Regions from separate parts of the Homo sapiens genome. Here region 1 is linked to region 2. The links are chromatin contacts, found by Hi-C or POLR2A ChIA-PET in ENCODE. All regions are on one chromosome and are shown on one strand. Each heading gives the region's core, a stretch centred on a gene start or an enhancer-like site at or near the end of the contact. The rest is flanking DNA. Distances are from core to core; before and after follow the strand shown.

Region 1 (4,577 bases), core at 1,343-3,842, 500 kb before region 2:
AACACTCCTCAGGAGTTTATAACGGAGCCTCATTTACATGTGCTCCCTCTGAACTCTGCCGGCCTCTGTATGTTAGTTTCCAAGGCTTGGTGAAGGAATGTTTTACAGTTGGAATCTGGACTGCTTTCTCAGGCATTTCAGACTCAGAGGCTACGCAGCACCAAGTTCTCGTTAGTATTAAAAATTTCCTCAGGTCTACTCCAGAGGCAAAGAAGGACAGAGAGAAAGGCAGGGCAGGGGCCAGGAGAACTTTGCTTCTTAATTTTCCCTAAAAGGCATTCTAGTTAACATTATAGTTGAAAATGGCTTCTAGATGTAGATTCTAGAATCTCATGGCCATGACTTAAAATTTCTGTGCAATGAGTTTCAGCTTTCTGTGGAAATGGTCAATGCACGTTGATTCTCTTCAAATATTAAAACAAGGGTTTGCTTAAATGGTTTTTCTGCCTTGAAGATTAAGTTATGAAGAGAAATGTACCCAGCCCAAAAGAGATCCTAAACCTAAGAGGTTTTTGAGGTCAAAAAGATCTCAGGGATTTTCCAGCCAATAAAGGTGCATCAGAGAGGAAGAAATGGCTATTTTTCATTTAGAAGCAGGAAGAGTTGAAGGGGTTCTCAGATGCCCACAGGGAACCAATCTGGAGAGAGCTGATTTCCTGGCTTATTGAAATTAAGACTCAATCTTGTTGCTAAGCAAGGGTCAAGGAGTTCAGAGAAAGCAGCCATCATCTTCATGGGCAGAAATGGAAAGGGCACAGGAGAAAGAGCACCAAGGACTCTCCTTCTCAACTTCTCTCTGAATTGGAGTTTATCTATAACAGCAAGCAAGTGGGTACAGCAGTAATAAATCAATGATACTAATAGTAACTGTAACCTCAGGGCAATGCTCAAGAGTTACTTTATAGCATCTTTTCATACTGGAGCAGTCCTTTCCTGATAGGTGAGCATACCTGGCAAAACTGCAGGTTGTGGCATTCCCAGTACCCAGATTCAGCAGCTGCATCCCTGCAGAGTGACATGTGATGCGTCAGATAAATAGTTCAAGAGTAAGCACTGCTGTGGGGGTGGTGGGGTTCAGAGAAGCAATTGCATGGCTGGGGGTGGATGGACTAGGAGTGTGTGGTGAATCTGGATCTCAGTTTGCACCTCTGCTAAGAAAGGATGAAGACCACCTTGCTAGCTAGCATGGTGCTTGTGAGGATGAAATGAACTAATATTTGTGTTTTGTCTCCTAACAGGACTGTAACTGATGCTTTTTTATCTTTGGAGTTGTTGGGGTGGGGGAAGGGGATTCCTCTCTGTCTGGCGGAAGACAGAAACCTCATCTTCATGTGCTAGATCATGGCCTTTTCTTAACCTAGTGCAATATTGAGCCGTCACTTTTCTTGCATGTTCAATAATAGCACGAGCATGCTAGCTATATGCAAAGCTTTTAGTCTTTTTTCTCAATCCCCTGAACTCAACCTAGCTCAATATTAAAAAACATTAAGGGTTTTCTAAAACCAAATTAAATGTGAATATGCTTCTAAATAAAACCCTCTGCTGGAAAAATCAGAAGCTTCCTCTTACTGGATAAGGACATGAATGAAAGCGGAATCCATTTAGATGACGTTCTGCAGAAATGGATGATAAAACTGGTTTCTTTGGGAGCAGCAGTTTAGTTACAGTGATTGGGTGGAATTTGGGCTTACAATCTTAAGTTTCTCAGCCTTTAGCCAGGACTGATTGGTTGATTTCCAGAAAGAAGATAATTTGCATAAGAGATAATTTCTCATTGGTCAGTCAATTCCAAATGACTGAAAATCATGTGTTCTTTCTTTTGTGTATTTTTTCTTCTTTCTTTTTCATAAATATCTATCAAACTTTGGTTCATTTTCCACTGTCCTTTGGACCCCTGCCAATAAGGGCTGCTACAGGAAGCCTATTAAACATAACTGCTAATGTTACTTTTTTTTTTTTTTAAGCAACTCTGACAAAATGGTGAATGGGAGAAATTTGAAACTTAAAATGGTTTGCACATTTTCCTGAGGATTTAATTTATTCATGTGGATCCTAATGGTTTTGAAGACAAAATAATTTGATAGTTGATTTAATAGTTGATAGTTCAAAGTGTTTTATACTTGTTCATGTGTGGGTAGGTAGATTCAGATCTAATCTCATTTCATTTATACTGATTCTTCTGGTAAAATAGTAGTTTCATTCACCTATAATTTTCTTTAAGAAACAGAGGGCACCAACTTTGGAAGCGTGTTTGCTTGATCAAACTATGTGGAAGGTGTGGGATGAAGAGGGGAAACTATTTCCTGGAAGCGAATCTGGCACCGGGAGGAGTAACGCTTCTCTCCTGTACTCCCTTGGAGTTACCTACTCAGTGCCTGGCATCCCTCGTCAGGGCTTCATTCCGTGCCTGCTTCTGACTCAAAGCAAGCAGCCAGGAAGGGGTGCGAGGGGATAGTCCAGATTTGACAGTATTGACCCCAGGGCTGAGGAGCATTAGCGAATTCCATAATGAGTTTCATCCGGCAGTTCTTGGCTTACAAAGGTCACTGCAATGCAAGACCCAAGGGATGAGCCAAGCAAACCGCCTTCCTGGAAGACGGTGGGGGTGGGGGAAAGGGAACAATGACGTTAACAGGGGGGTGGTGTGAAGGGAGTTTGGTACATCTTCAGACTTCAAGACAGGAAAAAAATGTTTGGGAAGAGGCCAAATAAGAGATACAGCATGGCCCTAGCTAAATGGTAATGATGTAACAAAGAGCAATATTCAGCACTATCTAGATATCAGAGAGAACAACTGGATACTAAAATCATTATAAGATGTGAAATTATACCTCTCACTACTTCATTATCACTATATTTCATAATATTTGTCTAGAAAGGCACACAAAGTCTATCAGGTTAAATTAATCCTAATGATCAATTTCAGTTTTATTCTAATTAAATAATTTCAATTTAATTAATGCTAGCACAGAAATTAGTCAAAATTACAAATGTAAATGCTGAACTTTAAATCAAAGGTCCTCCCTACAACCTGCCTCATGTAGAAGCACTTTAAAGTGTTTGCCTGTGAAGGTAGATGGGAATTTTGACCTTTGTCTGCACTGTGAAGATCAGAAGATAGGAAAATATGCAAAAAAAAGCTGTCCAGGAGCATAGACGGAAGCACAGGTTACACAGACAGACAGACAGACAGACACACACACACACACACACACACACACACACACACACACACCCCTGCACGGCAGTCTATGAAAGTAAATCCTGCAAAGTGAACTTCTGAATTACATGCATTTGTTCCTTGGAATTGCAATGCGTTTGAGTCAGTCTAATGATATTGGGCTTTTATAAAACACCTTTGTAAAATGGAAACCATGCACCCATTTTCTAAGCCACATATTAAACCATTAGTCCCTTCCTTCACTCATAACAGGTCCCTGCATTTCAGTCCTGCTCTGTCTCTGATTAGCTTTGGGGCCTTGCAAGTTGTTTCAGTTCCCCAGGCTTTGGCCCCTCTTATTTGGAGGTGCTACTTTATTAAAATGATATGAACTTTATTCCAAAATATTCTTAAAGTTGTATCTGAAAAATGATGGGAGTCTGGAGTAGATAATCTTTAAGGAAATTACCAGCTTTAAGGAAATTTCTAAAACTTTTGAAAAATACTGGCATCTTAAAATGGATTTGAAAATGGTACAGGGCACATGTGTCTGAGTCATCATATAAAGACATTTAAATATCCTTTCTTCCCTCTTCATAAAAATCCAAAGTAGACAGTATCCAGAGCTCTAAAAATTTGTGGAAAAAGGAATCTGGCAAAATAGATGTTCTTTTTCCCAAAGAAAAGAAAAGAAAAAAAAAAGCATCGGGAGGAGGATACAAAAATCTGAAAGAGAAAAAAAAACACAATAAAGAGAAATACGTGTTCTTTTTTTGTACTTAAAAAACATGTACTAATGAATTATAGTTAATAACAGGTCTGTAGTGCCACTCACTCTTCATCTTAAAAGAACGTTCTACGTTATCACTGTTATCCATAAAATAGCCACAACTTCTTTCTTCAAAAGGAGGCCTTCATCCATGATCCTGCATCTCAACTTGTTCTCAACTGTATATGAGAATTACTTGGTAGCAATCAATTCACTATTACTGTTTGGGGACATTACAGAACAGCAGAGTAATTTAATAATATAGTTGATTAGTATAATAATCATCATTAAATTTAGTAATGATAGTGGGATTCCCCTTAACTTGGTTAATGATCATGGACAATTCATTTCTTGACTGCCAGTGGTAGAAATGGTTTTTGAAATATTAACTTCTGCCCCATGGGAATGACACTTAGCCCATCACATTTAATTTTTGACCTTCATTGAGCAGCACGATCCTAATCCCTTGATTTTATAATCTTAACTAGGAAACATTAAAATATGGATTGACTCCAGTTGGCAGGAATCTTTATGTTCTTTTCACTAAAAAAGCTATAAATTCAATGGTTGACCTTTTATTTCCAGGTCACAAATGACACCCACTCAGTTTTGTCCGTTCACACAGGATTTATGTTAGGGTCTACAGGT
Region 2 (4,119 bases), core at 341-2,840:
CAACATCACATTTCAGAATCTATTTATTTTGTGAATCACTTTACATTTTAAAATGTATCTTTATCCTAGAAAAAAATGTTGATAAATATCTCTCTAATCTCTGTGTAGAAAGGAATTTTTTAAATCCTTAAAATTAATGGAAGGAATCACAAAGTAAAATTTAGATAGGTTCGACTTCATAAAAATTAACTGCATGTCAGAAAGTATGTTAAGCAAAATTAAAGGGCAGACAAACATCTGGGGAAACACTTAGAGCAAATATAAACAAAGATTTAGTAATACTATAGGATGACTTTATACATATTGATAGGACAAACAACACTATTCTCCAATAGATAAATGAAGCAAGACGTTAACTATCTCAATGATTTTTACAAAGTGTATTCAGCAGCAGAAAGAAGCATCATAAAATGCCAAATCCACAAGGTAAGCTATAAAATCATGTTCAATATACTAATGAAAGGTAACATTTATTCAGGGCTCATCACATGCCAAGCACTGTATTGAGTGCTTCCCATGCCTTATCTCCTTGAGTCCCCAAGATAACCTAATGGGGTATGCACTGTTAGCATTTTCATTTTATATATGAGGAACCTGAGGCTCAGAGTGGTGGAGTGACTTACTTGATGTCATGCAACAAATCCCTAGCACAGCTGGGACTCAAACTCAGGTCTTTCTCTGAAGTCGTAATTCCTTGTTTCCAATGGCTTACTATGTTAAGTGACCTGGGCCCCTGCCTTTTGCTCTTTATACCTCTCATAGTACCTTGCAAATAATTCAGCCTTCTGAATTATGGGAGGCAGAGTAATTTATTGCTTAAGATAACAGTTTTAGGATCAGAATGCTCTAGGTGGCCCCGGACAATGTAACTGCTCCCATCTTCAGTTTCTTTACCACAGTAAATTGTGGCAAGGATTAAGTGAATTTGCATGCTTGGAGGGCCTGGGACATTTCCTAGGACATAGAAGATGATCAGAAAATGGCAGGGAATACTAAATAGAATGGCATCATATCCCTTTGTGTGTAATAAGGCAGAATTATTTGTTATTTTAACAGTTGGCACCAACAATATTTTGTGTGTGTGTGTGTGTGTGTGTGTGTGTGTGTGTGTAAGGGGAGGAAATTGTCTTTGTTTGAGGGAAAAAACCCTTGATGACTCATTAAAGGTATCTGAGATCTGAGGGTATGAGTGTTTTAAACCCAGCCTTCAGAAATCATTATCACTCCTCTCCCTCCTCCCTTCCAAAAAAGAGAATGGTTTAAACAGTTGCATCTGAGAATATGAGATTTCTTTTTTCTCTTGAGAGGGAAGAGAAGAGAAGAGTACAAAGGGGTAGAGAATTATGTGGGGTGAGGCTGAGCTGGTGGGAAGGAAAGACGTGAGCTAAGGGAGGTCTGAGTGAAGTTTCACTTGCAATCTTCTGCTTTTAAGATGGTGCCATATTTTACATTTCGTGCTTAACATGATGTTGTGTTACTGTGTCATTACTCCCTCCTCGTCTCTCCATATCGCAGTGACATCTGCCAAAAATCTCCTGAACTCACAAATGCTTTGCAAGAGCTTTTATATAAATAGAAATGACCTCTCTCATGGACAGGTGGACATGGGCCAAGGCAGAGATGGCACTGAGAAAGGACCTTGTAGACCTGGATGACCGTAAGAACACAAGCCCCTCCAAGAATCCTCAGAAATCTTAAAATGTCAGTGGAATAAGTGGGGATTCACACTGATTAGGAAGAGCTGGGGGACCTCTACTGATATTTGGTTCACCTTTGTTGCCTTCCTGTTCTTTGCATGTAATAAATGCTCAGCAAGAATTTCTTGAATAACTGAGGAGAACAATAGAAAGCATATCTATGTGGCTCAGACTCTAATTACATTGGAGTTCGCAGACAGGAGAGACCCATGTGCTAGCGGAAGCAGGGAAGACTTTGTTCAGGTGTCACTCCTGACACCATGCAGAGCTGACCCAACAGCAAGTTTTTCTGTTGTCTCTGTGTTGATAGGAGCAGATGAATGGAGATTATTGGTGAAGCCAGCCAGCTCTGTCCCTGGTTAGAATCTGGTATTGGCTATTTTGGACATCTCTGGAGGATACTTCGATATAGTGAGTGTGGTCAGAAGTGGACGGTGCTGTTGTAATCACAAAGGAAAGAGGACCAATGAATTCATTTTGGATGGGAGCAGACAACTCCAGGATCCAGTGTAGGTGGTGTGGGCACAATGGAAGATGAAGAGGATTGCCCTTGCACATAGACAGGACAGGATTTAGCCACAGAATGGTCACTTTGCCTGTTGCCTAGGAAAGGGCACTTAGGATGCCTCTCAGTTGGAAGATATTATCTCCAGATGGAGTCCTCTGCCTGTTGGCAAAGTCAACAGCATTATTTGGTAATATTTTGATGTGCTATTTATGTGGAAAGGGGGCTTATTGACATATCTCTCACTTCATGCGCAAACAGCTCTAACTTTTCTTTCTGAAAGTGACTGTTGCAATGAAGATGACAAATCTCAGAAGGGCACTGGAGGCGGGGGGCAAAAATGGGCAGGGCATGGGCTTGTGCCTAACACCATGTGTCCTGGCTAGAGTGTCCAGGCCTGGGTTTGATTTGCATTCAGGCTGCATCTTTGGTTGGTGAAGCTGGACTCGCCTGTCATTCTGATGAATCTGGCAAAAGCTCCAGACAAGGGGTTTCAATGAAGGCAAAACACTTTGGAGGGCTGGAATGGGAGGGGAGGGCTTGGGAGAATTACCGGGGTGGTGGGGGGTTCATGTCATGTATTTGCATATTCATTGTCTCCAATTGGGAAACAACAACTTCAGAAAAGCAAGCAAAGAGGTTCACATTATTTTAGTGACCCTGAAAAACTTGCACATTTCTGCTAGGAAATGTGTGCCTTCCCTCTATGCAGCATTTGTTTTAAGTATTTAGCTTCCCTACACAGTTGTAAGTTCACTTGCCTGTTCTCTCTCCCTCCCTCCCTCTCTCTCTTTCTCTCTCCCTCTCTGTCTTTCTCTCAATTACTTTAGTCAGCACAAATTTGGAGGCAGAAGCAAACCTAGTAATAGCATATCTCATGTTGCTATCAATTTTCTGCCAGAAGACCATTTCAGGACACAAAGTCCTTTGTCTATTTCCAGAAGCTCGATTCAATGACATTACATAAATGACTACAATACTATAGCATGTTCTGCACCGTTTCAAATTGTAACCTAAAAAAGGGAAGAACCTGGATCGCAGCCAGGGTGTAATGATTTCAGTTCTTAAGAAAATCCAGCAACCATTACACTACATTCAATATTTTCTTGCTGTGGAAATTTAAGATTCGACTCTAATCAAATAGAAAACCCCACCTCCTCATCCTCCATTTTGCTATGGTTTCTGTTACTAACTGGCCTCCCACGTCTGTTTTGGCTTAAAAAAATAAATAAGTTTACAATATGTTTTTAAAAATTGGGCTGAATCAGACAATTGTATATTTTAGAAAATGAAGGCAAAATGTAAAACAGGCTAATCATGATTCCAAATTCAATCTTCAGGGCCCTAATTGATCCCATCCCAAAGGTAACATTCTATCTTAATTGACATGCTGAGATGGTTACAATTATGTAAAATAAAACTTGGCTGGTTGGAAACCCCATGTCTTCTTGTAGAACAGGAGATGGCCAGCTTTTATAATAGTTGATTGCAAAAGGATGCAACCACTTTGCTCATATTTCCTATTTTGGTTTGGCCCTTGTACATGTGCATTGAGGTTCCCCCATCCACCCTTTAAATAAAGTATGGACTGCAAGGGGAATTTGATGCCATTATATTTTCCTTGGGGTTGGGGGAGGACATCTTAGAAAGGGTCAATATTTTAAATGCCTATTTTTTAAGTCAGGGGTGTGTGTGTGTGTGTGTGTGTGTGTGTGTGTGAGAGAGAGAGAGAGAGACAGAGAAAGAGAAAGAGAGAGAGAAAGAGAGAGAGAATGAAGCTGACATTTCCATATTTGTTGGCCGAGTGATTTTTCTGTGCAATTGTGACCACACGCACGAGCTTGTGTTCAGCCTTGATAGGAAACAGATGGCAGTGAGTGTGGAGATCACGCGATGCTGGGCCCACAGAATGGACTC

Evidence for each region. Hi-C counts contacts between places; a loop is a spot of excess contacts on that map. ChIA-PET counts read pairs that join two places held with the same protein, here RNA polymerase II (POLR2A). Pooled maps may share reads with other maps.
Region 1: POLR2A ChIA-PET joins it to region 2 with 10 read pairs in OCI-LY7. The contact joins two enhancer-like sites. A Hi-C loop is called at or near these places in 3 of 50 pooled maps. POLR2A ChIA-PET finds 5 or more read pairs at or near these places in 2 of 52 experiments (OCI-LY7 and WTC11).

The regions. Positions count from the first base shown.
Region 1 is chr1:61,439,951-61,444,527 of GRCh38, reverse strand. All of the region lies in intron 10 of NFIA (nuclear factor I A), which reads right to left. Among named protein-coding and RNA genes, the nearest start is that of NFIA-AS1, 190 kb to the right of the region's middle. Within about 2 kb of position 2,592, at least 3 of the 41 ENCODE cell types and tissues checked have a DNase peak (open chromatin) inside an H3K27ac peak, as active enhancers do.
Region 2 is chr1:60,935,367-60,939,485 of GRCh38, reverse strand. No RefSeq gene overlaps it. Among named protein-coding and RNA genes, the nearest start is that of NFIA-AS2, 33 kb to the left of the region's middle. Within about 2 kb of position 1,590, at least 2 of the 41 ENCODE cell types and tissues checked have a DNase peak (open chromatin) inside an H3K27ac peak, as active enhancers do.